Linked DNA regions of Homo sapiens: region 1 is linked to region 2. The links are chromatin loops, found by intact Hi-C in ENCODE. Cell type or tissue: heart right ventricle. All regions are shown on one strand. Links, peaks and the distances in the headings refer to the core of each region. The heading gives the core; the rest is flanking DNA. Region 1 overlaps SH3PXD2A (SH3 and PX domains 2A). Region 2 overlaps SH3PXD2A (SH3 and PX domains 2A).

What was found. A loop is a pair of places that touch in the nucleus more often than their neighbours do. Peaks named below come from ENCODE experiments on the same cell type or tissue, not always from the same donor. Only the 100,000 strongest peaks of a DNase experiment are listed, where the experiment ranks them.
Region 1: a loop joins it to region 2, with 2.0 times the contacts of the local background. A loop is called at or near these places in 20 of 110 quality-filtered maps.

Annotation. Positions count from the first base shown.
Region 1 is chr10:103,770,928-103,785,880 of GRCh38, forward strand. The region is part of intron 2 of SH3PXD2A (SH3 and PX domains 2A); the gene reads right to left. Among named protein-coding and RNA genes, the nearest start is that of SH3PXD2A-AS1, 32 kb to the left of the region's middle. RefSeq lists enhancers at 415-1,385, 8,534-9,033, 14,108-14,609. In heart right ventricle, for the core only: a CTCF peak has its summit at 10,535 (motif pointing left); DNase peaks (open chromatin) are centred at 6,534 and 8,774; H3K27ac peaks cover 2,348 bases.
Region 2 is chr10:103,704,736-103,719,688 of GRCh38, forward strand. All of the region lies in intron 5 of SH3PXD2A (SH3 and PX domains 2A), which reads right to left. Among named protein-coding and RNA genes, the nearest start is that of SH3PXD2A-AS1, 35 kb to the right of the region's middle. RefSeq lists enhancers at 2,942-3,921, 3,922-4,900. In heart right ventricle, for the core only: CTCF peaks have their summits at 8,348 and 11,680; a DNase peak (open chromatin) is centred at 8,346.

The sequences.
Region 1 (14,953 bases), core at 3,887-11,886, 66 kb after region 2:
TGTTGTATTCTATGCATATTTATAAGTACCTTAAATCTTTTCCATAAGAAGAATGAGAATTCATAAATGGATAACTAACATGTCATTGGGGCCTCTGAGAAATGACTCCATAGGTTTCTGATGAAGAGGTACAGAGATGTCTGAGGAGAGAGGTGGGCCCAGCAACACGCGCCCAGGTATGGAACGCTTTGTCCTTATCTCAACCACCTGTCTCCTGAAACAAGGTGACCCGCTATTCCACCACAAGTGGTGAGACCTCACCCAAGGTGCTATATCTCTCTGGGGCTTAAGGGAGTTAGGCTACCAAAACTTGACATTTTTTCCCCAGCTCTGACATGCATATGTTCTCCGACTCCTCCATCTCTTTCAGACCTAAGAGTCTGAGATTCTCACAGTGCAGAGGGAATGTGATGCTGTGGGGAGTGGGCAGGGGCAGGCAGGACTCATGCATTCATTCCTTTCCCCCAAGAACCGTTTCTGTATGCCTTCTCCATGTCAGGCTCTGCCTTAGGTGCTAGAAATAAGTTAAACTGTAGCCTCATGGCCAGGCGCAGTAGCTCACGCCTATAATCCCAGCACTTTGGGAGGACAAGGCAGGAGGACTGCTTGAGGCTAGGAGTTCACAGACCAGCCTGCGAAACCCCATCTCTACTAAAAAAAAGTACAAAAATTAGGTGGGCATGGTGGTGCACATCTGTAGTCCCAGCTGAGGCAGGAGAATCGCTTGAACCTCGGAGGCGGAAGCTGCTGTGAGCCAAGATCGTGCCACTGCACTCCAGCCTGGGCAACAGAGCGAGACTCCGTCAAAACAACACACACACACACACACACACACACACACACACACACACACAGACACACACATACCCTGCAGCCTTCACATCAAGGAGCCAGGCTTCACAACCTTCAACATGCATCTGCAGCTCTTGGCAAGTTCTGATTCAGCAGGTCTGGGCAGGACCTCAGGTGCTGAGCCCAGCCACACCTGTCACCTAATCCCACCACCAGGATAAACCAGCAGAGCCCCGGAGCTGCTCTCCGTCAGTCATCCCCCACCCCCATGGACCACTGGCCGCGGAAAACGGAAGCACAGCTAACCAGCTGCCAGGGACACCTTTTCTGCCCACAGGTCAGCTTTCAACGAAAGCAAATCTCTGGGCTCAGACTCCAGAGCAAACCAAGTAAGAGTTCATTCTGTGTGGGGCTTGTACTTGCAAAGCTGCACAGTTCAGCATCTTGGCCCTCAATACGTCAGATCGGCGGGCGGTGAGAGACAGTTCAAATGTCACCCCTCCTAGAGGGCCAGGCAGGCTGCAAAGCGGGCTCTAACCTGGTCAGTACCCAATTTGCAGGGCTAGTTTCCACAGATAAAACAATCGGGGCTGAGCGGGGCTGTCTCCTGAACCTGCTGCCCCGCCCTCTGGGAGGAAGAAGGCTGGGCGCGGGGGCGGTGAGGCAGGAAGGCCCCGCCCAGCAGAGAGTTCTCCGGGACCACCTTTGCAGGCAGGAAGCAGATTCTCCTGTCACTCCAGCACGGGCCTGACTCAGGCTGGAGGAAAAGCAGGGCCCATCGCCAGAGTCCTGGCTGGAGTGAGAGGCATTTGGCTAATGGAGCCCCTCGCAACCACATCAGAACCTCGCAGTGTGTGGAGGCGGCCAGGCTGTTTATCTAAAGGGTGGATCGTGTGAGAGATAGGGGACAGCTGGGCTCCACGCGCTGGCTCCAGCCAGAGAAAGCTGATTCGGCAGCTCTCCCAGGGCAGGGCTCCGCAGCAATCCACGCAGGGGAGAGGGGAGGACGGGCGAGCCCAGCTGGGGCACATCTGTAACCCAAGAGGCCGGCTCCTCGCCCCTCCCAGAGGGTGGAGCTCCCAGAGACTCAAGCTTTCAGGCCCCAATCCTCAAACCTTCATCCTTGTGCCCTTTCTATCTAGCTCAAGAAAAAAGGGTGCATTACTACAAAAAGCTGGTGGCTTTCCTGACCCAGAAATTCCCCTTAAAAAGAGACAAGGACAGCCGGGCGCGGTGGCTCACGCCTGTAATCCCGGCACTTTGGAAGGCCAAGGCGGGGTGGATCACCTGAGGTCAGGGGTTCGAGACCAACCTGACCACATGGTGAAACCCTATCTCTACTGAAAATACAAAAATTAGCTGGGCGTGGTGGCGGGCGCCTATAATCGCAGCTACTCAGGAGGCTGAGGCAGGTGAATCGCTTGAGCCTGGCAGGCGGGGGTTGCAGTGAGCTGAGATCTCACCATTGCACTCCAGCCTGTGTGTCAAGAGTGAAACTCTGTCTCAAAAAAAAAAAAAAAAAGAGAAAAAAAGAGACAAGGCCACCCAGTCTCTGTGGGGACCATGCAAGATTGCGGGAAACCTCAGAATTCATTTGTTCATTCTACTTAGCTGAGGACTAAGCAGTCCCCTGTGTTACATGCAGGGGACACATCAGCGAGCATCACAGAAGAAGAGAGGGACAATAATGATAAGTGTGGTTTTTCTTCTCTTTTCTTTCTTTCTTTTTTTTTTTTTTGAGACGGAGTCTCGCTCTGTTGCCCAGGCTGCAGTGCAGTGGTGCAATCTCGGCTCACTGCAACCCCCTCCTCCCAGGTTCAAGCGATTCTTCTGCCTCAGCCTCTTGAGTAGCTGGGATTACAGGTGTGTGCCACCATGCCCGGCTAATATTTTGTATTTTTAGTAGAGACGGGGTTTCACCATGTTGGTCAGGCTGGTCTTGAATTCCTGAGCTCAAGTGATCTGCCTGCCTCAGCCTCCCAAAGTACTGGGATTACAGGTGTGAGCTACTGTGCCCAGCCTTCTTTTCTTTCTTTGAGACAGGGTCGAGCTTTTGTTTCCTAGGCTGGAGTGCAGTGGCACAATCCCAGCTCACTGCAGCCTTGACTTTCTGGGCTCAAGTGATCCTCCCACTTCAGCCTCCTGAGTAGCTGGGATTACAGGTGTGCACCACCCAGTTAATTGTCTTTTTTTCTTTTAGAGACAGGGTCTCACTATGTTGCCCTGGCTGATCTTGAACTCCTGGCCTCAAGTGGTCCTCCTGTCCTGGCCTCCCAAAGTGCTGGGATTACAGGCATGAACCATCATGCCTAGCCATTTTCTTTATATTTATTCTCTTTGGGAGTTCACAGGGCTTCTTGAATCTGTAAGTTGATAATTTTCACAATATTTGGAAAATTTGTGGCCATTTAAAAAAAAGTTTTGTTTCTACTCCATTATAATTTTCTTCTATTTCTGGGACTATTGTTACATGTAAGTCAGAAGACTGCATATTGTACTACATGTTTCTGGGACTGTGCGTGTGTTTCTTCATTCTGTTTTCTCTGTTATACGGATTGGATCATTTCTAATGATCTATATTCAAGTTAAGTGATCCTTCTGCCATTTCCATACTAGCGGTTAAGCTCATCCAGTGAAATTTTCATTTCAATTATGGCACTTTTAAGTTTCAAAATTTCTATTTGACTCTATTTTTTATAGTTTCCATTTCTCTACTATCTGCTTAATCATTAAATCCATATTTTCCTTTAGTTATTTAACTGTTTGAAAGTCGTTCAACATCTGGGCCATCTCTGTGTTAGTTTCTAGTACTTTTTTACACCTATGGGTCATATTTTCTTATTTCTTTGACCACTTAGTAATGTTTCATTTTATACTTGTCATTGTGGCTAATATGCTGTAGAGACTCTGGATTCTGTTATTTTTCTCTGAAAAGTGTTGATTTTTGTTCTAGTAGCCAATTCAAGTAATGGTTAATCACCTCAAACTTACGTAGGCAGAGTTTTATGCTTTCTTAGGGGGGATCTATGGAAAGTCCTAGGTATTTTCCAAGTACCTCTAACTTGATGTGACTCAACCTCCAAATTCTGTCTCCTCTGTGGATATTGTTAGGACTTATTCTTGGGTTTGATTAGGGTGAGTTTACAGTAGGCCTTACTTTAGGGTCTTACTTAGGTCCTTGCTGCTAAAGTGCCGCCCTTCCGGTGTCCCAGCTGGACGCCTGGAGTGTTATGCAGATTTGATCATTTCTAATGATCTATATTCAAGTTAAGTGACTCTTCTACCATTTCCATACTAGTGGCCCCCCAGATAGGCCTGAAGGAACAGCCAGGGAGAGAGCGAGAGGAGAGAGAGAGGACCTGTCCACCCTGGCAAGGAGTTGGGATGCTTTTAGCTGGGACATGGCTCATGCCACGCTGAGGAAGCACGGTGCTAGAACACACCCCAACTTTGACAGGGAGCCCATTCCAGGTTCTAAAGTTCCTTAACAAGTCAAAGAAGTCTTCTTTGACCATTTTCTGGAAAACATGCAAGCCTTCACTACTTCAAGTCCCTTCCCAACCAGGCCTTTACCACATCAGCAGGTTTCAGGAGTGTCAGTCATGGTCTGTGATCCGAGTGGGAGCTGGGACACCCACATGGGTACAAGGGACTTAACTAGCAGCATTAAGTGGGTGTCAACCTGCTGAGTGGTATGAAAAGCCAGGCGATGGGAGTTTAGGAAAGGACAAGATCAGTGTGGCTGGAGTGAGCAAAAGGATGTCTCAGAAGAGACATCAGAGCCAGGCCTTGAATAGAGAGCTGGGAAATGGGAGGAAGGCCTTCCAGGGGGAGGAATGGCAGGGACTTATGCTCGGCAGTGGGCCTGTCAGGATTGCTACAGGAAGCAGTGGGATGGGAGTGATTTGCCTTGCTCACGGATTCCATGAAATGCTGCCGTATGTCAGAGAAAGTGCTGGGATCCGGGGTGGAGGCTCCTGATCATTTATTCCAGCGACTTGAGGATGACCACACAGCTGGCACCAGGGCTGGATGAGGGCAGATGCCTGATGTGCCACTCTCAGGGGTAATTAGGGTGCCCTAAAGCATCACCAGCAGTGTGACGAGATGGAGAAGTCATTTTCAGAACCCAGCTCAAGGACGGCACTACATGTGGCTGGAGTCTCTGGGATGGGGACTGGCAGGTGGGAGGTCTCAGATGCCTGCTCGATAATAACACACACTCACTAAGCTGCTGTCTACAGCATCTGGGTTGGGGAAAGCAGAGCCATTTCCATCCCTGGGCTCTAGGGGAGCATCTGTTTCCTTGCCTTTTTTAGCTTCAAGAGGCCACCTATATTATCTGGCTCATGGCCCCTTTCTCTGTCTTCAAATCATAAGTGTATAGCCGGACACCGTGGCTCATGCCTGTAATTCCAGCACTCTGGGAGGCCAAGGCAGGAGGATTGCTTAAGCCCAGGAGTTTCAGACCAGCCTGGGCAACATGGTGAGACTCCACCTCTACAGAATATATAGATTTAAAAATTAGCTGGGTGTGGTGCTGTGCACCTGTGGTCTCAGCTACTTGGGACACTGGGGAGGGAGGATTAATTGAGCCCAGGAGGTTGAGGCTGCAGTGAGCCATGATCATGCCACTGCACTCCAGCCTGGGTGACAGAGCTAGACACCACTGTCTCAAAAAAAAAAAAAAAAAAGTGTGTGCATGCGTGTGTGTGTCTGTGTGTGTGTGTGTGTGTGTGTGTGTGTGTGTGTATTCTAACTATTTAGTTTGCTAGGGCCACTGTAACAAAGTACCACAAACTAGGTGTCTTAGCAGAGTTTGATTGTCTCACAGTCCTGGAGGCTAGAAGTCCAATATCAAGGTATGGGCAGGTTGGTTCCCTCTGAGGGCTGTGAGAGAGGGTCTGTCCCATGCCTGTCCCCTAGCTTCAGGGATGTAAGTCATCTATGGCATTCCTTGGTTTGTAAAAAGGAGAACCTTGATCTCTGCCTTCATCTCCACATGATGCTCTCCCTGCGTGTGTGTCTGTCTAAATTTCCCCCTTTCACAGGGACACCAGTCATGTTAGATTAGGAGCCACCCTACTCCCGGATGATCTCAACTAATTACATCTTGATGACCCTGTTCCCAAATAAGGTCACATTCTGAGGTACCAGAGGCTAGGACTTCAATATATGAATTTTGGGAGGAATACATAAAAACTTCAACCCATACCATTAACACATTAAAACAAAACATAACCATTAAAAGATAAATATCTGTCCGTATACTATGAAGAGTCTCTTCCTGAATCACAGTGGTGCTTGCACAACATTTTAGAAAATGTGAAGAAAAATAAATCGTGAATAGCTAGGCAGCTCTGCATTCAAATCAGTTTCCTCATCTGTGAAATGGGAACAGGGACAAAACCTGACTGGTCAGGTGGGTGAGAGGATTAAATGAGATAATGTAGGTAAAGTGCTTGGCACAGAGCCTGGCACTGAGTAAGTGCTCCATACACACCGGCTATTCTTATCACCCCTGTCACCATTACTCTTGTTATGACACCAGGCTGCGTCCCTCATGCCAGGGAAAGTGCTTAGGAAACTACAACCCTGAGGTCAGGGAGGCGGCAGGGAGACTGAGAGGGGTGGATGGGTCTGGGAGGCGTCTTGGCCTGGGCCAGCTTGGCTCTGGGCATCTAGAGGCCCCAGGGGAGCTGCCCAGCTGGCGTGCGTGGGCCAGGGTTGGGGAGGAGGCCTCTGGCTTTCCCAGCAGCTCATTCCGTGGGTGGGGGCTGGCCAGGACGTGACATTTAACATGCTAGGCCTGGGCGGATAGCCCGACACCTGCAGTGAGATATACACAGGGTGAATTAAGCAAAGATGTGCTGGAGGATGCAATCCCAGGGGAAATCCTCAAGCCACAGAAAGCCTCTCTCTGATGCCCAAAAGGTGCCCAAGTACCGATGCCTGTCCCCAAACCTACCCCAGTGGCCTCATTCCACAGACCCCCACCTGCTGACCCATGGCCTTTGTGCAGGAGAGAAAGAGCACTAGGTTGGAGTCAACAGAGGAGGATTCCAGTTCTAGCCTGCAAGAAGTTGCTGGGCAACTGGGGCAAATGGCTTGGCCTCTCTGGGTAACCACAGCCTTATCTGTGAAATGCTGGACCTGCCTGTCTCCACACGTGTTGTGAGGATCCAAGGAGAAGATGCAAGCAAGTGCTGCCAAATGCCAGGAGTCATCATTCCCACATAACTTCTCTGAGCCTCAGTCTACTCATCTGTAAAATAGGACCATGCCTGTTTTTCCCCTCCATGGTGGCTGAAGTTAAAAAGGGAAAATGGGCTGGGCGCAGTGACTCACGCCTGTAATCCCAGCACTTTGGAAAGCCGAGGCAGGAGGATCACGAGGTCAGGAGATCGAGACCATCCTGGCTAACATGGTGAAACCCCGTCTCTACTAAAAATTAAAAAAAAAAATTAGCTGGGCACGGTGGCGGATGCCTGTAGTCCCAGCTACTCGGGAGGCTGAGGCAGGAAATGGCGTGAATCCGGGAGGCGGAGTTTGCAGTGAACCGAGATCGTGCCACTGCACTCCAGCCTGGGCGATAGAGCGAGACTCCGTCTCCAGAAAAAAAAGGCGGGGGGAAATGAATAGGTAGAGCGCTTTAACACAGGCCAGGCACAGAGGAAACCCCCAGAAGGAGGCACCTCCCTTGGCACTGTTTTACCATTATTAGTGTTCTAGTCAGTAGTGGAATGCTTGAGGGCTGAAGTCAGAACTCCAGCTTATTCTTTCCTAGCTACATGACCTTGGCCAAGTCACTTAATCTCTTTGTGACCCCATTTTCTCATCTGTAAAATGGGAGTAGAAACAGCGCCCCATGGCACTGTGCGGATGAAATGAGAATACAGGTGAGCAGGTGTGCTGGCCTTACCGTGAGTGCTAGATGAATGGGGTCGCCAGTTTGAAGGTAAAGAGACTCCGGTGGTGTTTCCCTGATCTCTGATGCCCTCCTCCAGCCCTTTCTGCTTTCAGGGAGCTGCTCAGGGCCACCTGCCAAGCCCATCTAACCCTAACTTCCAACAGCTGTAAGGCCTTTTGGGTTTTTCACCTATAATTTCACACCCTTTCTCATCCTAAGGCTGTTGAGCTTTGTCCCAACACAGATAGCTCAGGTGACTTCAGCTCCCCTTGGCCAAGAGGGAAGAGCATGAGGCCAGGGCAGCAGAGCACCTGGGGAGCTAGTGACAAAAGGAGTCAGATAAGAGATTCTGCAAGTGGCCAGCTCTGAGCCTGGCTCCTGGCAGAAGGAATAGTGTCTCCCCAGGAGTCACAGAACCTGAGGCATGGCTTCTTACTATGTTTATGTTTTTGTTTTTGAGATGGAGTCTTGCTCCGTCGCCCAGGCTGGAGTGTACTGACACGATCCCGGCTCACTGCAATCTCTGCCTCCCAGGTTCAAGCGATTCTCCTGCCTCAGCCTCCCGAGTGGCTGGGATTACAGGCACCTGCCACCACGCCCAGCTAATTTTGGTATTTTAGTAGAGACGGGGTTTCCTCATGTTGGCCGGGCTGGTCTCGAAATCCTGACCTCAAGCGATCCACCCGCCTGGCATGAGGCGCCGTGCGGGGCCGGCTTCTTACTATGGATGGGAGCTACACCCCAGCATCCTCCTGATACCCCCGTGTGCCAGCCCCGGCTGCTTGTGAACTTCCCTCCCTTTGGTCCCTAGGAAGTGTGGGAGCTGGGGGAGCCTGGTGCTGGAGCAGGGAGGGTATACATGGGGCAGTGTGAGGGGCAGGGCTGCAGGGGTCATCTGAAACAGAGGAAGAACTCGGACTTCCTCCTCCAGGCAATAGGGAGCCCCTGAGGCTGCTGAGCAGCGAAGGAACACTGTGAAAGTGGAATTCTAGGAAGACACATCTGGCCAGTACAGAGGACGGAGAGTGGTGCAAGAAACATCTGTGTGTGAGACAGCCAGCCAGAGGAATCCTGGCACCAGCCCAGGGCGCCGGTGGTGACACTCCGCAGAGAAGGAAGTCTGCCCAGATTTGAGGTGTTTTCTGGCAGGTTCCTGGCTGTGGTCACTCTGTTTCCTCCTGGGGGTCTCTAGCCATCCCCTAGCCTTGCCAGAGACCACTCACAGGTTTTTGAAATTCTCCCCAAAGCTGCCTGACACTTTTCTCTCTCACACAAACTGCAAGGACTATCCAAAATAGGAGGAGGCCCTGAAGAAGGGGGAAGGGGAAGGAAGGCAAACGGCTTTAACCTTTTCCCGGCTGAACCACACCCCTAGCCCCAATTGTTCTTGATTCTTCTCATCCTCCAAATGGCCTAGAACTGTGGTACCCCAAGTGCCCTGGCCACTACGGGATCAAATTCAGACTGAAATCTGGGACAAAGAGAGCACTTTTTGGCAAAGATGAAGCCAAAACAGACCCTCAGCGGGCCTGGGCCCAGGCTGCTGCTCAAGGCAAGGAGATTCCAGAGCAGGCCCCCAGTGTGCAACCCTGATGGGCTTCCTGGAAAGGGAAGCCAAGCGGAACACTTCTAAATGACAGTCTAACATCCTTGCCTTTCTCCTTCCCTTCCCCAAGCATCTCCATTCCCCACTTTTTTCTCTATTCCAAATGGGTCAAGGTGCCCATAGGTCTCAGAACCTTCTTCCTCCAAAGTCTTGTCAAAAGGAAAAGCGAAAGAGTAGGCTACTGCAGAAGGCTGGGGTCAAGCGGGCAGAGTTCAGCTCCTCCCTGTAGCCTTGCCTGGTTAATATGGAGCCCTGGGGCTGTGAACCAGCACCAGCCTCTTTGGCCTTCCCAGGAAATAAGAGTGGCTGGGCCATCCTAGAACTCAGGAGAGGGCAATGAAAGCATCCTTGAAGACACTGGAAGCCACCATCCAGGCCCTGTGTTGCTGAGTGGAACCCTCAAAGGTCAGGCAGGCGCAGCAAACTCCAGCCAGAAGCACTGCCTGCACCAGGTGACTTGGAGAGTCACCTCCCCACTGCCACCCCTTCCTCCTCTGTTAGAAATTTCCTGGCATGAGAAACCAAGATACATGTGAAACCTCTCTGCAGGTCCAGGCAAGGAGAGTGCTAAGTTTGAACCAGTCTCTAATGTTGCTGCAACTTGCTCCCCACTCTGCAGATTTCATCTTCGGCTTCACACCCTTTGTTGGCTCTCTGCTGCCTGTGGGACACAAGCCTATTCATGACCTCTGCTCAACTGACCTCTCTAGTCACACGCCCTGCCACCCTTGCTTGTCCGTCCCTGCACACTGCCTGGCCTGCCTGAGGTCTCCACAGGTGTAACCTGCTGTTCCACAGCTCCCTCCTCCCCATCACTCCTGCAGATCGGTCACACTTCTAGAACTATGCTTACCATACTGGACTTAATGATTTGCTTGTGAAACTGTTTCCTTCCAAAAGCCTGTGAGCTTCTTGAAAGTCATGTCTGTGCCTTGATATTTCCACTGTCCATCATGGTATCCAACACATACCTGGACCTATGACTAGAATACATTTCCCAGCCTCCCTTGCTGGGAGGTACAATCATGGAACTAAATCCTGACCAGTGGCACATGAGCAGGGTAATGTACCCTTCCCTTTGGCATAACCCACAGAATCTCCCTGCAGTCCTTCATATTCTCTCTTCCTTTGCCTGCTGGCTAGATGCAAAACTCCACGCAGGATGGGGTCACCAGCTGGGGGAGTCTGAGTTCCTGAATGACTGCCTGGAGCAGAGCCCTCTAGTGACTTGTTTAGGTCTGGGACCTGTGCAGAAAATAAATATGTTGAGTCACTGAGTTTGTTATACAGCAGTTAGCCTGCCCTGACTCATACAGAGGAGCTCAATCAAGGTCTATTGAAACAAACTAAAAGAGGGAAGGCAATAGAAAATGTAGATTCCTCCTGCGGTTCTATCCTTAGATCCAATCAAGTCAGGCATTACATTCCCTGCATGACTCAACTATTGCTGGAACTAAACCATCACTCCTCTCCCACAGCTGTATCTATCAAACCCACATGCACAGTGGTTAGAATGCCATGCTTTCCCCCGGAAGGACTGAGAAGGGTGGAGGACTTGCCAGATGGCCTCTGAAAGTCACTCTAGGTGAATGGGCCACACCTCAAGATCCTGGTTTCACAAGCTTGTAGAAAGCACACAGAGACACAAAGCTGAATTGCAGGGAGGAGCCTCCTCCTTGCCACAGGGACATCAGCATGCCTGACACATGACCCTCAAGCTCAGAGGAACCAACGATGGGAACCCACCGCCTCTCTGAAGCAGCCCACGCCATTCCTGGGCAGCCTCTGGGAAGTGCTGCAACAGGGCTCCTCACAAAGCCCAAGTTCACCAGATCAGATCCCCACCTGGTCACGAAGGGCTATGACCTAACAAGGGAAAGATCACACTGGGACCGAAAGAAGAATAAGAGAGGAATGGAGAAGAGGGACTTCAAACATATCCTCCCAATGTTCCACGCCGGTGCTACTCAAGGCAGACTGTGGCACTGACATCATCTCAGAGCTTGATGGAAAAGCACAATCTCAAACCCCAGGCGGACCTGCTGAATCAGAATCTTTTAGCAAGATTGCTAAGTAGTTCATGTGCACATGAAAATTTGAGAAGTCCTCATTGTTCTCTGCCATAAAGATTTCATCTAATCCTTAACAAGCAGATCCCAATAGTAAATCTAGCCCATAGGCAAAGATGGGCACACAAGAGGAGGAATGGGAGCTAAATAAAACTTGCCTTTAAAGCGGAGGAGGAGGACAGCAGGCCTCTCTCTCCCATTCCTTCATAACCAGCGGCAGCTCACTATGCATTCATTTATTCATTCAACAATGATTTCCCAAGCACACACTATATGGCAGGTACTGTTCTAGGCATCGGGAAAACAGAAGCTATGGAGCAGGCAAGATCCTGCTCTCTGAAAGCTCACATTCTGGGGAGAAGGGGAGGGAGGTGGGGAATGACATAGTAAACAACAGTTAAGAAGACAATGGGCTGGGCATGGTGGCTCATCCCTGTAATCCCAGACTTTGGGAGGCTGAGGTGGGAGGATGGCTTGAGCCCAGGAGTTCAGCCTGAGCAACACTGGGAGACTCCATCTCTCCAAAAAAAAAAAAAAAAAAAAAAGATAATAACAGGTTGTAATAAGTGTTTTGAAGACAGTAGAATGTGACAAAGTGACCAAGAGTACATGAAATGAATGCATGCCTTGGGGGGGGGGGCTCTCTGATTCTATGAGAGGTGCCATGTGAGCTGAGGCTGAGTGCCCAGGAGTCAGCTCCTTGGGGACCTGAGGGAAGGGACTGCAGGCAGAGGGAACAGCAAGGACAAAGGCCTGGTGGCAGCACTGCGCTTGGTGCCCAAGGAGCAGGTGAAGCGAGCGAGCTGGGGTGCTGAGAACAAGTGACAGGAGGGTGACAGAGATGGGTCTGGAAGGGCAGGCAGGGCCATCACCCAGGGCCTGGGGGCAGGCAAGGAGTTTGGAGTTCATTCCAAAAAGAAAGGGAGTCTTCAGAAAGGTTCAAGGCCATGGTCTGCCAGGATAGGGTTTATGTTTTAGGAGGGCTCTGATTCGTGGGAAGACTGGATTATGGAGGAGGTGACCGTGAGAATGTGGAGACCCCTGAGGAGGCTGTCTCAGTTGCCCAGGTGACAGGTTGATGCGGGGCTGGACCACGGTGGGGGCAGAGTCGATGCAGAGGAAGAGGGCAGATCCGGGCTGTCTCTGGGGGGCAGAGTCTGAGAAGATGAGCTGAGGACGAGCTGACTTGCTATTGGGCTGGATATGGGACATGACTGGCCAGGTGTGGGGTGGTCCCAACCGGGTTTGAATCCCTTTTGGCATCTTAGATGCACATAGCAGCTGACCCAGGCACAGGTGTGCCCCGTACAGGTCTGAAGGTGTCAAAGCTGGCATCTGCTGCTTGGATGGCTTCCTCCCTGGTCACTGAGGTCAGGCATTTATTTTGCCCATAGACGTCTCCTATAACTTCTTTTTGGAATCTCCTTAAGCCAAGGACTTCCCAGTGTTCCTTCACAGTGGGAAAAGGGGAGAACAAGGTGGAGCCCAGATGGAAAAAGAGAGGAATCCCTAGAGCTAAAAATAAACCTCGGGCAGTGTTGCCAGGGAAGCCTTGTAAAGCAGCCCCCGCAGTGAGGCGAGCCGCCCGGGGCAGCCTGTGCTTCCCAGGCTCTGCTGCCAGCCCTTCTAATGAGGCTCTCCTTGGGGGAAAAACTGCCTCCTGCCAGGGACCTGGGAATGCAACAGGAAAAGTCCCCCCGCAAAGCTTGCTGTCTTCCAAGCCCACCCTGGTGCCCAGCTGCAGGCTACTTCTCCAGGTGGCAGCCCAGCTGCTGACCCAGGTGATGGGCTCCTTTCAAACAGGGGAGCTGCCCACCTGGAATGAGATGCAGGAGGAGGAGGAAGTGCAGGGAGAGAAGATGCTGGCTGCTCGGGGGTTGCTGGGGCACCTGTGTGCAGGCCTGCCCTTTTCCAGGTCCCGCCCTCCCTGGACTTCAGACCCCAAGAGGTCACAGAAGCAGGGGTCGCCCAAGCCTCTGTGCATGCCCAAGGCGGTCCTGTCCCACACCTTGCCCACGTGGATGCCCGTGCCTGGAGCGCCTTCCCAGCCTACCTGAACCCCAGCCCTTCTCCACCTCCAGTTCCACTCCTACACGCAGACCCAAGGCAGGAGGAAGGGAATGTAGCATTGACCAGACACCTCTTCTATCTGCACCATTTTATTTATTTAAAAGAGACATATCTGAAGCAAATGTGGCAAAATATTCACGTGTTAAATCTGGGCAGTCGGTCCTCTCATGCCTGTGATATCATTTTCTATAGGATTGAAAACATTCCTAATTACAAATAAACACTGGAGAGAAGCTGCAGCACAGAGAAGCACTGGCAGCGGCTGGCTGGAGGGCAGGACAGTCCCAGTAAAAACTCGGGGGGTGCAGTGAGGAGGCAGGAGGATGGGTCTGCTGGGGTGGAGGAGGAAGAAGAGGAAAAGAAAGGGGAGGAGGAGGAGAAGTAAGAAGGAGGAAGGAAGGGGAGAAGGGGGAAAAGGAGAAGGGAGTGGGGAGGATGTGGGGAGGGGTCCAGATGGCAGCTGGGTTTGGAACACACTGAGGTGGAGGCACATGTGTGGCTTACACGCAGAGACACCTGGGAGCGGCAGCCTACTAGGCGTGTCTGCTTAGACGGGTAACCAGTCTGCAGGTCAGCTCGGGTTGCATCTGTCTCCAGCCCCTCAGCCCCACTCTGAACACCAACACTTGCCCTTAGCAGGTGCTCAACAAATGTGATCAGGTGCTCACCCCCAACCCTTCCTTCCAGTTGATGGCAAAGGCTTGGACCAGAGAAAACGGCTGTTCACTGATAGAAGATATTCAAGGGCCAGCAAAGCCCTGCCCCAAGCCTGTTCCTGACACCTACCTGACCTGGATCGCTGACAGCTTGGGGGCCAGCCTGTCCCTGCAAGAGCCACTCCCTTTCCTGGGCACCTGCCCACTGCTCAGCTATTTCTAGCAGGAACAGCAATGGGGCAGGTGTGGCCTTAGAGGAACAGCTAGCATGGGGGTGGGCAGGGATTAGGCAATGGAACAGACAGATGAGACCCGGGGACCCTCTGTCCAGTCAGATAAGGGGAAGAGCTGGCCCAAGACTCCTGCCCTCCGTGCCCCTAACCCCACTCACAGGGACTCTGAACCCCACTCTCCGGGGGTAGCCTGAGTGAGGGCTGAGGCCACTGCCAGCCCCTTGTACTCATAGGGCCCCCGGGCACAGCATGGCCCAGGGAAGGGAGGAAGCAGTCACTGCTCTTCTGGGAGGGGGACAGAGCAATGGCTGGCCATCACGGCTGCCCACAGGAGGCAGGACAGCCTCCCCATCAGGTGCCAAGACTGCCGCCTGATTCCAAAAGGCGCGTCTGTACGTGAGCCACTCTCGGGAAAGCTGCCTCCCCATCCCCACAGTCTCCTGAGGAGGGGAAGCAGGTTTCCTCCCCTGCAAGGGCTTCTGCCTTCACTAATCCCAGCAGGAGACTCCCATGCAGACCAGAGCAGGCTTCCACCTGCCCTTCTCCCAGACTTCTGCTTGGGATGCGGCCGCATCCTGGGATGAGACATGCAGACGAGACTGGCAAAGACAGAATCA
Region 2 (14,953 bases), core at 4,092-12,091:
GCGGCCTGGGGGCTTCCCCAGGGTCTGCCAGAGCATACATGTAAAGGACGGGGTCTAGGGAGGAGTCCTGTAAGATGCCAAACCAGGGCCATCCCAGCCTGTGAGGCCCGAGACATGGGTTCCAGGCCTGGCTGTCTGAGCAGGCAGCATGACCTGGGTGGTGGCAGCCCTCTCTGTGCCTTAGTTTCCCTGATTGGGCTTTTGCAAAGAGGCCTCCAGCTCCAGGCTCACAGGACAAGCCTGTGTCCTGCTTGTAGCAGGGGGGCCATCCAGGAACCCTAGGTAATACCTAGGTAATACCTCCATGCTCCCAGCCTTCTCCAGCTGCCTTCCTGTCAACCCTGAATGCTCCTGGGCCAGCTCAGCTGCAACTACAGTGAGGGCCCTGCCTGCTCACCAGCCTGTCCACTACAGGTCCCAGCAGGCCAGCCGTGGGCCGCCACCTCCATCCTCCACCAAGCAACCTCTCCTGAGCTTCTACACCAAGGTAAAGCCCCCGAGGTCCCGGAGCAGGCTTGTGCCCATGAACCCCAAAGTATGGTGGCAAACAGGGGGAGGGAAGGGCGGGCGTGGGCCAGGCCTTGGTGGGAGTCACCACTGAGCAGTTCTCCCCACCGTGAGTGAGCTCTTCTTACCCAAAGGTGGGAGTGGTAGTGCTGCTCTTATTATTATTAATACTATTATTGACAAGAGCACTACATTTGTCAAGCATTTACATTATGCCAGGTGCTAAACTAAACCCTTGACACACATCAGCTCATTTTATCCTCACTACATGCCTGTGTGGCAGAGTCCCTTACTATCCCCATTTTACAGATGAGAAATGGAGGATCAGAGAGAGCATGTGACTTGCCCAAAGTAACACAGCTTGTGAGGGATACAGATGGGATTGGAGGCCAACCTGGCTCAGTCTAGTGCTCAAATCCTAACCACCACACTGTTCATTTACCACCTTGTGGCTAAGAAGGACACATAAAATCCAGACAGAAAAGCTAAATGAGGAGTAGGTGGTGAAGAGAAAGGTAAAACGAAGGCAAAGACTCAGGGTCAGAAATACCCAAATGACCAGCCTGGCCAACATGGTGAAACCCTGTCTACTAAAAATACAAAAATTAGCTGGGTGTGGTGGTGTGCACCAGTAATCCCAGCTACTCAGGAGGCTGAGGCAGGAGAATCGCTTGAACCTGGGAGGTGGAGGTTGCAGTGAGAGCCAAGATCGTGCCACTGCACTCCAGCCTGGGTGACAGAGCAAGACTCTGTCTCAAAAAGAAAAAAAAAAAAAAAGAAAGAAAGAAATACCCAAATGACATCACTGAGTTCTAGACTCTTCCTTAGGGAGGTCACAACTTCAGGGCTGGCATGAGAATGTCCAACAGGAAGAAACCTGGCTGGTGACCCGCACAGTGGGTCACAGTGTCACAGCGTCCATGACCACATGCTCAAGAGATGCACTGTGGTTTCCGATGGTGATGGAGCATCCCCTCTAGAGCACCTGCAGCTGTCAAGCTTCCTGGGCTGCCTCCTGGTGGTTCTGCCGCTGGTGTGGCTGCTCAGTGGGTCAGTGGCTGGACTGGAGGAGCCTGAGGATGGCCTGGCCTCACCAGGGCTGGTTTTACAGCCTCCTCTCAGCAGAGGTTTTTTAAGTTCTGGGGGCAGTGATGCCGGACCAATGCTGTCCTGGGCCCCAGCTCCCAGCCTAATACACTTTCTGGCACCCCCCCAAACCTTGTTCTAGCAGAGCACTGGATTATTTTCCTGTGTGGCTGTCACCATTGCCTTTATATTTTTGCCATTGCCTTGTTTGTTGTCTATTTCTTCCCCTCAACAGTAGGCTCCCTGAGAGCAGGAACTGTGTGTGTCTTGCCAGGCCCAGCACAGGGCTGGTTATAATCGTGTTTCCTGAATAAATGCACGAATTCCCTGACAACCAGTAACCAAGCTCAGGGCTGCCGGATGGTCTCAAGAGGCTGGTCAGACGCTGCTAACACCATCCCGAGCATCCTCCACCTGTTCTCAATCCCTGCCTGGCAGGATAGGCAGACCCTGCATCTCTGCTCTCCCCTCCTTTCCCCCCCGAGTAGAGCTCAGTGGAAGTGCCACTTCCTCCAGGAGGTCATCCCTGATTGTCACAGATGGGTCAGCAAGTGCAGACAGTACATTTCCTGCCTATTTATGAGGACGGAATGGCAGCAGCCCGCGGCCTCCTGTGCTCCGTCCTCTGTGACATCACCTTGGTTGTCATGGAAACCACCCTGGCATCACAGTGGAGCCTGGATGCTCTTGCTAATGTCCTGCACTATTGCCTCACGTGTGTCTCTCTCCTCTGGCAGTTGGACTACAGTGTCTATGGCCTCCTTCACCCCTCTCCCTGACAGGGCTAAAGTCTGAAAACAGAGTCTTGTACCTAGGAAGTGATACTCCCTGGGTGCTTACTATGTGCTAGCCATGGCACTATATATTTCAATTTTTTTTTTTTTTTGAGATGGAGTCTAGCTCTGTTGCCCAAGCTGGAGTGCAGAGGTGCGATCTTGGCTCACTGCAACCTCCGCCTCCGGGTTCAAGTGATTCTCCTGCCTCAGCCTCCAAGTAGTTGGGATTACAGATGCCCGCCAGCCATGCCCAGCTAATTTTTGTATTTTTAGTAGAGATAGGGGTTTCACTGTGTTGGGCAGGCTGGTCTCGAACTCCTGACCTCGTGATCTGCCTGCCTCAGCCTCCCAAGGTGCTGGGATTATAGGCGTGAGCCACCGCGCCAGGCTGTATTTCAATATTTTTAAATTAAAAAACATTTTTTTAGAGACAGGGTCTTGCTATGTTGCCTAGGCTCATCTTGAACTCCTGGCCTCAAGCAATTCTCCTGCCTCAGCCTCCCAAAGTGCTGGAATTACAGGTGTGAACCACCCGGCCCAGCTGCTCACTGTACTTCATGTACATTATTTCAGTTAATCCTTGTAGCCACCCACCAAGAAGAAGATGCTATCATTACTCCCATGTCCCAGAAGAGGAAGCTGAGGCATAGTCAGTTAAGTCACTAGCCCAGTGGCAGAGCTGGGATTTGACTCCAGTGCCAGCTGACTCCTAACCATCGTGAGCTTTTGTGTGTGTCTCTCTCTACCTTCCTACCCTCCTGCCCTCCTCTGCTGGGAAATCTCCAAGCCTGCACTCAAGGTCACCCTGGCCCAGGCTGTCTCCCTCTCCTTTTGCCTCCAAACCCTCCCTCAGCACCCAAGTTCACTTGGAGGCCCAGCTCCCTGGCAGCCTTCCCTGCACACCCACAGCCCCCACAGTCTCTCTCCCTTTCCAGTGTCCTCCTGCGCTCCTGGCTTGAGCACCTGTGTGGGACCTGCCTGGCCTCCTTAAGCTCAATGACTGTCTCTGGTACCCTGATCTGGCTCTTCTGGAACAAGGGACACATGAGCCTGGCCTCCTCCCTGCAGGCCTTCCTGATAACCTTTGTTGGCGCCGACCTCAGGCCTTGAGTGAATCACAGTCCTGTCTCCACACTCGTTACAGAAACTCAGCTAGTGACAAAGGGCCTCAGCTCGGGTCCCCAAGCTGGGGTGGGTGGTGGTGGGGACTTCCTGACCTTCCCTGCGGCTGCCAGGCTCTTTCCTCTGGTTCCTGCAGCACCAACCAGTGGCTCCCTCAGTGGGAGGTTGGAGCCCAGGCCTCCCCAGGAGAAGGGCACCAGGAAACCCCAGGCAGTCACCCTAAGCACAGTAGGAAACACAGGCTTTTTGGACAGCTCCCTCCGGCTATGTCTGGGGATGGCCTGGAGGGAGGGAAAAGGGGTGCATGAATGCCCCAGCACCCCTGCCCCCAGGGAACAGCCTGCAGCCAGGTGCCAGTCCCTGCGAGATGAAGCTCGTTGACACTGCGCTTGGCAGCCTTGTCTTCCCTGCCCTGTGTCACCTTACTGATGCCTTCTAGTGTCACCTCCAAACTGCTTGAGCCGCAATCCTCAGCCTCAGATCTGCTTCTGGGAAATTCCAAACCAAGATGCCTGAATTTCCTTGAATTATTTCCTGTCTTGGGCAGCACAAAGTGTCCCCTGCTCGTGCCTATTAAGATCCTCGTGGCTGCCAGGACCTAGCACCGTGCCCAGCACATGAGGGGGCCAGCATGGGGATAATGCATGTCCCCCATCCACTGGCTCCTGAGGCAACACTGCAGTTCTCCAGGGGTCTCAGACCAGGTGACAGGCTCATGGGTGCCCTCTCCTGCTTGGGGTGGGGGCCAGGAAGAGGTGCCCCTGGCAATTAACCTTCAATTCCCTGGCTTGCAGGCACAGCCTGGTCTAAGCTGCAGCCTGCCTCTGCCAAATTAAATCAGACCTGGCCACAGCCAAGCTCCTGCCTCTGAGCCATTCAGAGGAGCCAGTCCCTTCTCCCTGTCCATCAGCCAGGCTCCTACTGGGATCTTCTCAAGGGCTCAACTCAGGCCTCCAGGCACCCTCCCAGGCACCGCACCAGGGATGCTCCAAATGCTCCAAGCCTGGGGTTGCTCTTGAAATCGGCTGGGAAAGTTCTGAGAGCCAGAAAGAGCACTGGACTTGGAGCCAAAAATCCTGGTGCTAATCCAGTTTCTCTGACCTCAGGCAACCATTTCCCTTCTCTGGACTGCACAACCTGCAAAGGCTGGGCTGGATGATGTCTGGGGAACTGAGCTCCAAAGCCTGGGACCAGGGGCAAACCCTCCCACCTTGCCTCTCACTGGGACACAGCAAGGATGGAAGGAGAGGCTGCTCCGATGACTCCAGAAACTGCAAACCCACGTAGCTGAGAGATGAGTCGTGTTTTGTGGGCGCTAATGAGCCAGCCTCTGGCACAGCCCCTTCGGCAACAACAATAGTAACAACTGGTACCATTCATTAAGACTGCATGCTGGGCAGCATGCTAAGCCCTTGCCAAGCTTCATTGAGGGGTAGGATAGGTAAGAGGTTCTAGCCCATATTTGCCAGTTATTGGCGTTGCAAGTCACATGACCTCTCTGTGCTTCAGTGGCTTAATCTGCAAACTAGGGGGAAATGACAACTATACCCACTTCATAGGATGGATGCAAAAATTAGAGAATTAAAACATGTAGGCTGGCCGGGCAAGGTGGCTCATGCCTATAATCCCAGCACTTTGGGAAGCCAAGGTGGGTGGATCACCTGAGGTCAGGAGTTCGAGACCAGTGTGACCAACATGGCAAAACCTTGTCTCTACTAAAAATATGAGCATGGGGGTGGACACCTGTAATCCCAGCTACTTGGGAGGCTGAGGCAGGAGAGTCACTTGGACCCGGGAGGCGGAGGTTGCAGTGAGCTGAGATCATGCCACTGCACTCCAGCCTGGGTGACAGAGCAAGACTCCATCTCAAAAAAAAAAAAAGTCCTCTGGGCACAGTAGCTCACACCTGTAATCCCAGCACTTTGGGAGGCCAAGGTGGGTGGATCACCTGAGCTCGGGAGTTTGAGACCAGCCTGGGCAACATAGCAAAACCCTGCCTTTGCCAAAAATACAAAAAATTAGCTGGGCATCACCTGTAGTTGGGAGGCTGAGGCAGGAGAATCGCTTGAGCCTGGGAGGTGAAGGTTGCAGTGAGTCGAGATCGCACCATTGCACTCCAACCTGGGTGACAGAGTGAGACCCCATCTCAAAAAATAATAATAATTTAAAAAATGTAAATCGCTTAGAAGAATGTCATCACATGGTGAGATACAGTAATTGAGCTATTATTAGCTTTCTAGACCTCATAGTAACCCTATGCTGCCACTTCTATGGTCCCTATTTTACTCCTGGGGGAACATAAGGCCCACAGACAGTCATCCTCTCCATTTATTGCATTTACTGTGTCCATCCTTCAGCTAGCACGAGGGATATGGTAGATGCCTGGCAGTAATGTCCCGGCCCTCAGGGTGTGTGCAGCCTCTCAGGGAAGCCGGATGTTAAGGATTTAATTACCTCTGTGGTATATGCCACAAGTGAGACGTCCCAGTATTGGGGTGAGAGGTGGGGATGGCAGGCCCAGGTGTGGTGAGTAAGTGGTGAGTTTAGGTGGGGTTAAAAGATTGCCTGGGAGGCCAAGGCAGGAGGATGGCTTGAGTCCAGGAGTTCAAGACCAGCCTCAACAACATAGCAAGACCCAATGTCTACAAAAAATTTAAAAAATAGTGGGGCACGGTGGCATGTGCCAGTAGTCCTAGTTACTCGGGAGGCTGAGGCAGGAGGATTGCTTGAGCCCAGCAGTTTGAAGCTACAGTGAGCTGTGATGGTGCCACTGCACTCCAGGACTGGGAGAGAGACAGAGACCTTGTCTCTAAAAATAATAATAAAAAACGGTTGCCCCACCTGGCACATAGCTGGTGGGGGGCTGAACCAGGATCTGAAGTTACACCTGTGAGTCCAAGGCCACCTCCCTTAACAGCTCTGCCACCTTCCTTCCCAGGAGCATCCCAAGAGGGAAAAATGATTATAAAAAGCCAAGCTGATAATCAGCTCCTCATGCACTTTCTGCTAAACAGCTGAGCTGCCAGAACACCTGGAATTTCCCTGGGTAGAAAGTTGGGCATCATTGTGGTGCAGCCTCTTGGCCTGTTGCCTGCACCTACTGGCCTTCTAAGAAGTTTGGGGGGAAGTAAGCATTGCATTTGAGGTGGCCTTCCCACTGACCTGGGGCACGTAACTACCTGGGGTTGGGGATGAAGTTCAAAGTGAACACCCAGCTGGGCCACTGGAATCAATACGCAGGGAACGTGCCCACTGAGATGAACACCCTCCCCCTTCACCCTGGGCGCCAACTCAGTGGTTAGTCCACCTCAGAGCTGCACCGGGAGGGCCAGGCAGACCTCGTCCCCGGGCTACTGAGCAATCTGTGCAAGGGCAGCGTAGCAGCTGGAACTACCAGAGGGCCCAGAAATGACAGCAGCAGCAAGTGGGGCAGAGACTCAGTCCCTGGGAACAGGCATGTCCTCCCCTCACACAGGAGCAGAGGGAAGGGATACCAACAGGTCTCCAAAACCTGGAGTTTGGAAGAATATAAAATGTCCCTCTGGTGGCCAGGCATGGCAGCTCACACCTCTAATCCTGGCACGTTGGGAAGCCGAGGCGGGAGGATCGTTTGAAGCCAAGAATTTGCGACTAGCAGGGGCAACAGAGCCAGACCCCGTCTCTACAAAAAATAAAAATAAAAAAATTATCCTGCCATGGTGGTGTGTGCCTGCAGTCCCAGCTACTTGGGGGCTGAGGTGGCCTGGGACGTCAAGGCTGCAGTGAGCCACGATTGTGCCACTGAGCTCCAGCCTGGGCAATGGAGAGAAACCCTGTCTCAAAATTAAAAAAAAAAAAAGGAAAGAAAATAACCCCAAAACCTCCCTCTGGGATCTTTTAAGGGAGATGGAACTGCTCTAAAATTGGATTGTGGTGATGGTTGCACAACTGTAAAAGTATTAGTAATCAATGAATTAATTGTACACTTAAAACAAGTACATATTATAGCATGTAAATTATACCTCAGTAAAGCTGTCTGGGGGAAACTCTCCCTCTGGCTCTGACCACTGAGCCATGCTCCGGGCCACATGTCCTGGGTGGGGTTTTGCACGTAGCCATCTGCGTGCCCTCTGGACCCATGACCAAATGGGCCATTCATGAGAGAGGGTGTGGGAAGCCAAGGGCTCAGTCTGTGGTTTGGGAGCGGGAAACCTGGTTTTCTGAGTGCTTCTAGAACCGGTTTCCCTGTGTCTGTTCCATCAGAGGAGCCTGTACCAGCCAGGCAGCACCCCTCCTCAGAGGCCTGAACCCTCCTGGGATAGGAAGCCCCTCCTTGGAGCTCCTGAGGCTGGGGGAAGGGTCTCAACAGGCTGCCCTGGGGGGCCTGGACCAGACTTGGCAGTCTCAGCAAACCTTGTACCTTTTCAGGGATGTGGCCCAGCAGGAAACCTGGGTTCCCCTTAAAAGATCCCAAATGTGGCACATGCCTTCAACTCTACCTTCAGCCCCCGTGGTGACCATGGCAACCATGGCGTCCTGATGCAGTTATTCTGCCCTTCTGTCTGATGAAGGGTCCCATCCTGAAATTTGGAGCTAGTTGCCCCAGCCAAGGGTCAGGTGCTTCTCACTTCATCCTCAGCTCACCCCCGTGTGGGGTGTGGACTTGGAGCTGAAGGGCAATGGCATGAGTCCAGCCTCTGACACTTCCTAGCTGAGAGGTAAGTCAACCAGTCTCAGCCTAAGGTCCCTCATCTGCAGAAAGGAGCATGGGCCTCCCTGGATTGTACGGATGCTCAAACAAGATAAACCATGCTCAAGGGTCCAGCACGGCTTTAGTACAGCATCAGCCAGACGCTGGGAGCTGTAATATCCGATATGGCCATGGGGTGGAGCCAGATACACATGTATCTCATGAACCGAGGGCTTCAAAGTGACCCAAAGTTACAGACGTGCCCAAACTCCAACCACCCTCAAGATCCAACTTACAGAGCCTGTGAAGGGGAAGGAGTCACAAGGTCTCTGGATGCTTGTCCCTTTCATCTCGGACTATGTCTATGAATATCTCCCATTCCCACAGCCATCCAGCCCCTCTCTAGATCCTGACTGTTGCATGCTTGGACCACTGCAATAGCCAACTGGTTCTGCTAGGACCTCAGAATGTCAGAGCCAGGAGATAGCCCAGAGACCCCTAGGTTCTGCCCATTTACCTGATGCTGAAGTGTAGCGATTGTTAATGACTGCCTCAGGCCTATCTCTTCTTGGCCTAGCCCTAGCCAAAAATCCCTTACTCTCACGGAAGATGAAATTTCTTTCAATCCTTGAAACACAATCTCAGGGACTCCCTCTGGCCTGGATGCCCTCCTCTGCCACTCTCCTTGAGTAGTGAGCTCTTGCTTTAGTCTCAGCCTGAATGCCACCTCCTCAGGGAGGCCTTCCTGACCACCTCAGCAGGCTGGTTTGTTGCTGCGCAAGGCCCTGCACCTATTACAATCAGTTGTTCTTTTTCTGTCTTCCCCATTATCAGCAGCTGTTATAAGCCCTGTTTTATAGGCAAGGACATTGAGGTTTTGGGAGTTTAAATAATTCCCAGGCCACACAGCAGGTGGGGGAGGAGCCAGGGTTTGCCAGAGCCTATAATGGTCTGCTGCCTCCTGTGGAAGCAAGCCAGGCCCATGCCATGCTATCCTCCCCCTTAGACCACCAGGGCCCCGAGAGTGGGGACTGAGCTACTTCTGAAGTCCCGGGCCTCACATAGAGATGATCTAGAAACACTTGCATGAACACACGCCTCCCACAAGAATGCAACAGAGGAAGGCTGGTCCCAGTGGCCGAAGACCCAGGTTCTAGGTTCAGTTCTGCCTTAAACTCCCCATGGAGGGGTAACTACCCAGGGACTAGGAACATGGAGGGTAGTGATAACCACAGGGGAACCAAGACCCACCTTGAACACAACATAACAGCAAAGCAGGCCTCAGCGCTCTTCCAGGGCTTACCCCTTCCGCCAGAGGCTCCAAAGGGCTCTGTAGGCCTTCCTTGGGGGTAAGAGAGTGGGCACATGGGGGTCTTGAGGTTTCAGAGAACATAGAATGCACAAGCCCAAGAAATTAATGGGGGACCCAGTCTACCCCCACACACTCCTGCACCAGGATACCCTTCCCTGCCACCTTCCTCCCCACCCTGAAGAAAATCCTGTGCCAGGCCTGAAAACAGAGTCATCTTCTCTCCCTGGACATGGGCCTCCCAGGCGTGTGCGCTATGAGCTGGGCTGGACTGGGGGTGTTTGAATCTGCTTCCCTCCAGCTCGCCGACCCAGCATGACAGCTGAGCCTGCAGAAGTCCTTGTTCCCCACGGCCAATGCCCCTTTCAAGTGGGTTGGACACAGCTTCCTGTGGGCATTTTCCTGCCACCTGCCCACCCAGGTTGAAGGGGGCATGGCAGGGGATGGACAAGGTTTATTTATCTAACGTTCTGTTCCCTCCCTCAGCCTCCCACAGCTCCAAGGTCCAGCTGGCCCTCCTGCCCATCAACATAAAGAGGCTATTTGTGCAGCAGCCAGTGGCAGGGGGCTGCAAGGACAGTGTGGCCCACGTCCCTGGCCAGATGGGTGGTGGCAGGGCTTTACAGAGCACACAGAGCCATCTTGATGATAGGTGTCTGACCAGAATGCAGCCAGGCATGTGTGGGTGGACTTTCTACCCCAATCCCCCAGGAGAGACAGGGACTTGGGATGCCCTGGAGTTTCCAACAGCCTGCAGGGTGGTAGGGGCAGCCTCGCTCCACAGGCAGCACCAGCCCTGGCCAGGACTCCCAGAGCAGAGAGGGATGCGGTGAGATGCTCCTCTCCCAGCTCTCACCTTCAGCTCGGCCAACCCAATTCCATTCCCCCAGCCTTTTTGGGGTGGCTGCTCTGTACCCAGGCCTGGGCTAATGGAGGAAAGGAGAAGAAAAACAGAAAATCCCATTTCCTGAGCTTTTGTGATGGGTTAAGTACATAGGGGCATTTTCTACGCATTTGCTCCCTTGAACCTCACAATCATTTTGCCACATGTACCACGGGGGCCTTGCACAGATGGGGAAACAGACTGGAAGAGGAGAAGTGAGCCATTCAAGCTCACAGGCAGAGCTGGGTGTCCCCACAGTTGCCACTGCAGTTAATTTAACTCAATTCACAATTTCAGCTTTGACCCTTGAGGTGATTAGCCTACGCGGTCCCTGGCATACAGCTGGCACTCAGTAACTACCTGCAGAGTGAAGGGAGGCTGCTGTGGAGAGGTTCCAGGGCTCTGTCCACAACCTTCCATTTGCCTCCTAGGAAAAGGAAGGGAGTAGGAGGGTGTATGACTCAGTGCCCAGTTTGTGATCCACACGCATCATCCCAATTCATTCTCCCCAGTGCCGGAGCAGTGACTCCGGGTGACTTACAGAGAATGGAAGGCCACGCAGTCAACCCACAGCAATGCTGCTGGTGAGCAGGGAAGCCTGGACTCTAACTCAAGAGGCTGGCAGCCAGACATAAGCCGAGCAGTCGCCCTGCCTTCCCGAACAGGCCAGACCTGGCATTCGACTGGGATTGGGGATGTGGGGCTCCTGGAGGAGACACCCCACATTCTCAGTGCTATTCCAGCTGCACTGCCACACACACCACCTTGCCCCTCGTCTTCCTACGGGAACCCTGAAGCAGGGCTGGCAGAGTTCATCTGTCCTCCTGGGCTCTGCTTCTCCCAGGCAAATGGCAGCAACAACCTCTGTCCCCCTCACTGGACTCCCCACAATTTTACCATGCAGTCCAAGATGAAACAACCATCCCCAAAATATAAATGGGAGGGGAGGATGAGAAAGTCATGCAGAGGAGAGTGTTTTCTTGAGTCTGACCTCCTCCCACCCCAGGCCCCAAGCAGCATCTGCCTCTGCCCTGGCCCTCCTTCCCTGGCAGCCTCCCTCAGTGTCCTAAGCCAGCCCCTGCACCACCTTAACCAGCCCGGCCCAGTTCCCAAACCTGTGCTCTGGCTGGGGCAGGCCTCCCGCAGGATGGCCTCCCCTTTTGGCCTGCCCTGGGGTTCCCCGCAGGAGGCAGGGACACTGGGGGTGGACTCTGCCCCATGGGGAGTGTTGGGGGCCCCTGATGGGCAGGCTGAGGCAGGGATGGTTCTGGCCTGGCCTCAGTCCATCCTCCTCTCACCCCAGGTCCCTCGGAACATTGGGGCATTGTTCTACTGTACAACAGAGGGTGGCTCTGTGGCCCTGGGCTGAAGAACAGAAACCAGTTTAGCAGGGCTATCTGCTCCTCCCATGCAATGTCAAGAATTTAACCAGGATCATGGCTGGCTTCAGCAGGAAGAAACAAGCCGAAGGGATAAGCCCAGGGTGAGAGCAGGAAGTGGGAGGTGACTGTCTACCCACTGTGTGGGCCCACTATGTGTCCCATCGTGGGTAAGAGGTGGGCTGGTAAGGCCAGTGGGCTGGTAAGAGGCCCAAGAAGAAAGATACTAAGTGAGTGACAAGAGCAGGGCAGATCAGCTCAGCCCTGGCCTCAGTTTTCCCCTCTGTGATATGGGTGCACCAAAGGCATGTGTGCCCACCCTGCCCACAGGCTTGGACTGCCAGCAGTGGTCAAGAAGGCTGCAACCTCAGCCCTGAGGCTGCAAAGGCAGCCTTGCATCTCCAGAAGTGGAGAACGTGTGTATGTATGTGGAGGGAAGTGATGTGGGCCTGCTGCTGCTGTGCGCTTCCACCCGGGATGTCCCCATCCCACCATGATGGGGACAGCAAACACTGGCCTTGGCAGTGCTGACACCGTGCCAGGTTTGTTTGGCACTTTATGTGTGCTAAAGCATCATCCTCGCAACTGCCTTTGGAGGCAGCAACGATTCCCACTCTACAGATAAAGGAAACTGAGGCACACAAGGGCCTTGCAACTTGCCTGAGGCAAGTGGCAGAGCTGGTCTCTGACCCCTGGCCCCCTGACTCCGGAGAGGTTGAGAATCCTCCTGGCTCTGCTCCCCGAGGTGGGCAGTTCAATGTATAACTCTATTAAATAGCCTGGCTTTATTTTGGCACAGTTGGGCAATCACCCAACACTTACTAGGTGCCAGGTCCTGGGGGTCCAGAGATGTGGGTTCCTTGGTGGGGAGAGATCCATAAACAGATCCCAAGGCTGCCAGGTTGCCAGCTCTAGGGAGGGCTTTCTGGAGGAGGGGCCCAAGCTGAGTCTGGAGACAGAGTAGGATGCAGTTCCAGAGCGAGTGGGGAGGAGAGGAGGGTGCTCCTGGTGGAGGGAACCATGGGGCAGAGCATGGAGGCTGGCGACAAGCTAAGAAAAGAATGAGGGCGTGGCCACTGGGCCAGGAGGCTGCAGAGATGCAAAGGTGGATCCTGGGGCCCTACGGCCAGATCTTTCTCCCACCAGAACTGCATCCTCCTGGGAATCTACAGACAGAGTTCCTAGCGTTCGTTTCAAAGACTTTTAGATTCCTTATTTCCACTGGATGAGAATTTAAAATGGAACACAAAGAGGCATTTCTGGGTCACGCAGTTGACCACGTGGTGAGTCCTGCCGGGCCAGTTTGGGCCTGCCTTTAGCTCCTGTTTGCCCTTGTTGACACCATATGGGAGGACTGCATCTGGGGGTGAGGGGCCTTGCCTGTGGAAGCAAGGGATTCTCAGGAGATCAGGCAGAGCAAAGCAAGGGGGAGCTGAGTCAGTAAAGTGGCCTCAGGACACTGTGCCAGGAGGCAGGTCATGCTCACAGTGGGGTCATCTCAGCTGCTACAGAGGGTGTCTCTTGGTGTGGCTTCCATGTGTCTTTTTTTTTTTTTTAAGATACAGGGTCTGTCTCTGTTGCCCAGGCTGGAGTGCAGTGGTGCAATCATAGTTCACTGTAACCTCAAACTCTGGGCTTAAGCAATCCTCCTGCCTCAGCCTCCTGAGTAGCGGGGACCACAGGCGTGTGCCACCATGCCTGGCTCATTTTTTTTCTTTTTTCTTTTTTTTGTAGAGATGGGGGTCTCACTATGTTGCTCAGGCTGGTCTCAAACTCCTGGGCTCAAGCAATCCTCCCGCCTTGACCTCCTGAAGTGCTGGGATTACAGGCATAAGCCACCGCACGGGGCCAAGGGCATGTCTTTATCTGCCTTCTTTGGGATTTGGTGACCAAGGGTCTCCTCATCCCAAGCTGTCACATGGCTCCCCAGCAATTCACACAGGAGAGACCAAGAAACTACATCAAGCTTCTCTTGCCCACCCCTGCCCATTGACCCCTTATGACTGCAGGGCAAAGGGCTGGGGGCTGGGGGGCTGGAGGGGCCTAACAGAACTGCACCCAGGCTCCAAGGCCTGCCTCCCCACTTGGCTGCATGGCCTGGGGAAGTCAGGTAACTGCTAGCAACTTCGCTTCCCCATCTGCTAAATGGGGATAATAACATCACCTTCGTGGGTGGCCTAATATTTAAATGAATATTTAAATAAGCATGATGTAGACTACAGAGGAGGTGACCAATACAATAAGGCAAACACTCTTCCTTTCCCTTTCTGCTCCCCTCCCTCCCCCCAATCAGGACACACACACACACACACACACACACACACACACACACGCACATACACCCCTATTCAACTGCTGACTTTCCAAGAACACACTGCTAGGGACCAAATGTTTGTGTCCCACCTAAATTCATATGTTAAATCCTAACGCCCAAGGTGATATAGTAGGAGCTGATTAGGCTATGGTCATTAGCCTCATGAATGAGATCAGTGCCTTATAAAAGAGAACCCAGAGAGCTTGTTTCCCTGTCCACCAGGGTAAAGATGACTATGAACCAAGAAGCAGGCCCTCACCAGACACTGAATCTGCTGGTGCCTTGGTTTAGGACTTCCCAGCCTCTTTCATAAGAACTGTGAGAATTTTATTTCTGTTGTTTATAAGCCACCCAGGCTATGGTACTCTGTTCCAGCAGCCTGAACAGACTGACACACACCATCCTCAAAGGAAAACATCAAAGGGGCTGAGGCCGGTACCCACCTACTCTGGCTGGGGTGGAGGTGGGGAGCGGGTGCTGACGAGGTTGGGAAGGCGTAGTGGGTGTGAGCTGAGTGATGGGTTGGGTCAGGGCTGTGGTTAGAACCGTAGGTCTGGGGCCAGCCAGCCTGGCTTGGATCTTGGCCCTGCACCTGCCAGTTGGGTGACTTCAGGTGAGTGGCTTCATGTCCCTGAGCCTTCAGCTCCTTGGTAAAATCATGTCACAGTCGTACTTACCATGTAAGACCATAGTGAGGGCTGAATGACAACAATCATTCATCCAACAGAGACCCTCTGAGACCCTGCTCTGGGACATGCACTGTTCTGGGTGCTGGGGATACAGCTGTGAACAGAACAAAGACAAGTTCATACTCTCCTGGAGCCTGTGTTCTAGTGGGAGGGGCCAACAATAAACACAGCAAGCGTCTTAGTCTGTTCAGGCTGTTATAACAGAGTACCTTCTTACAC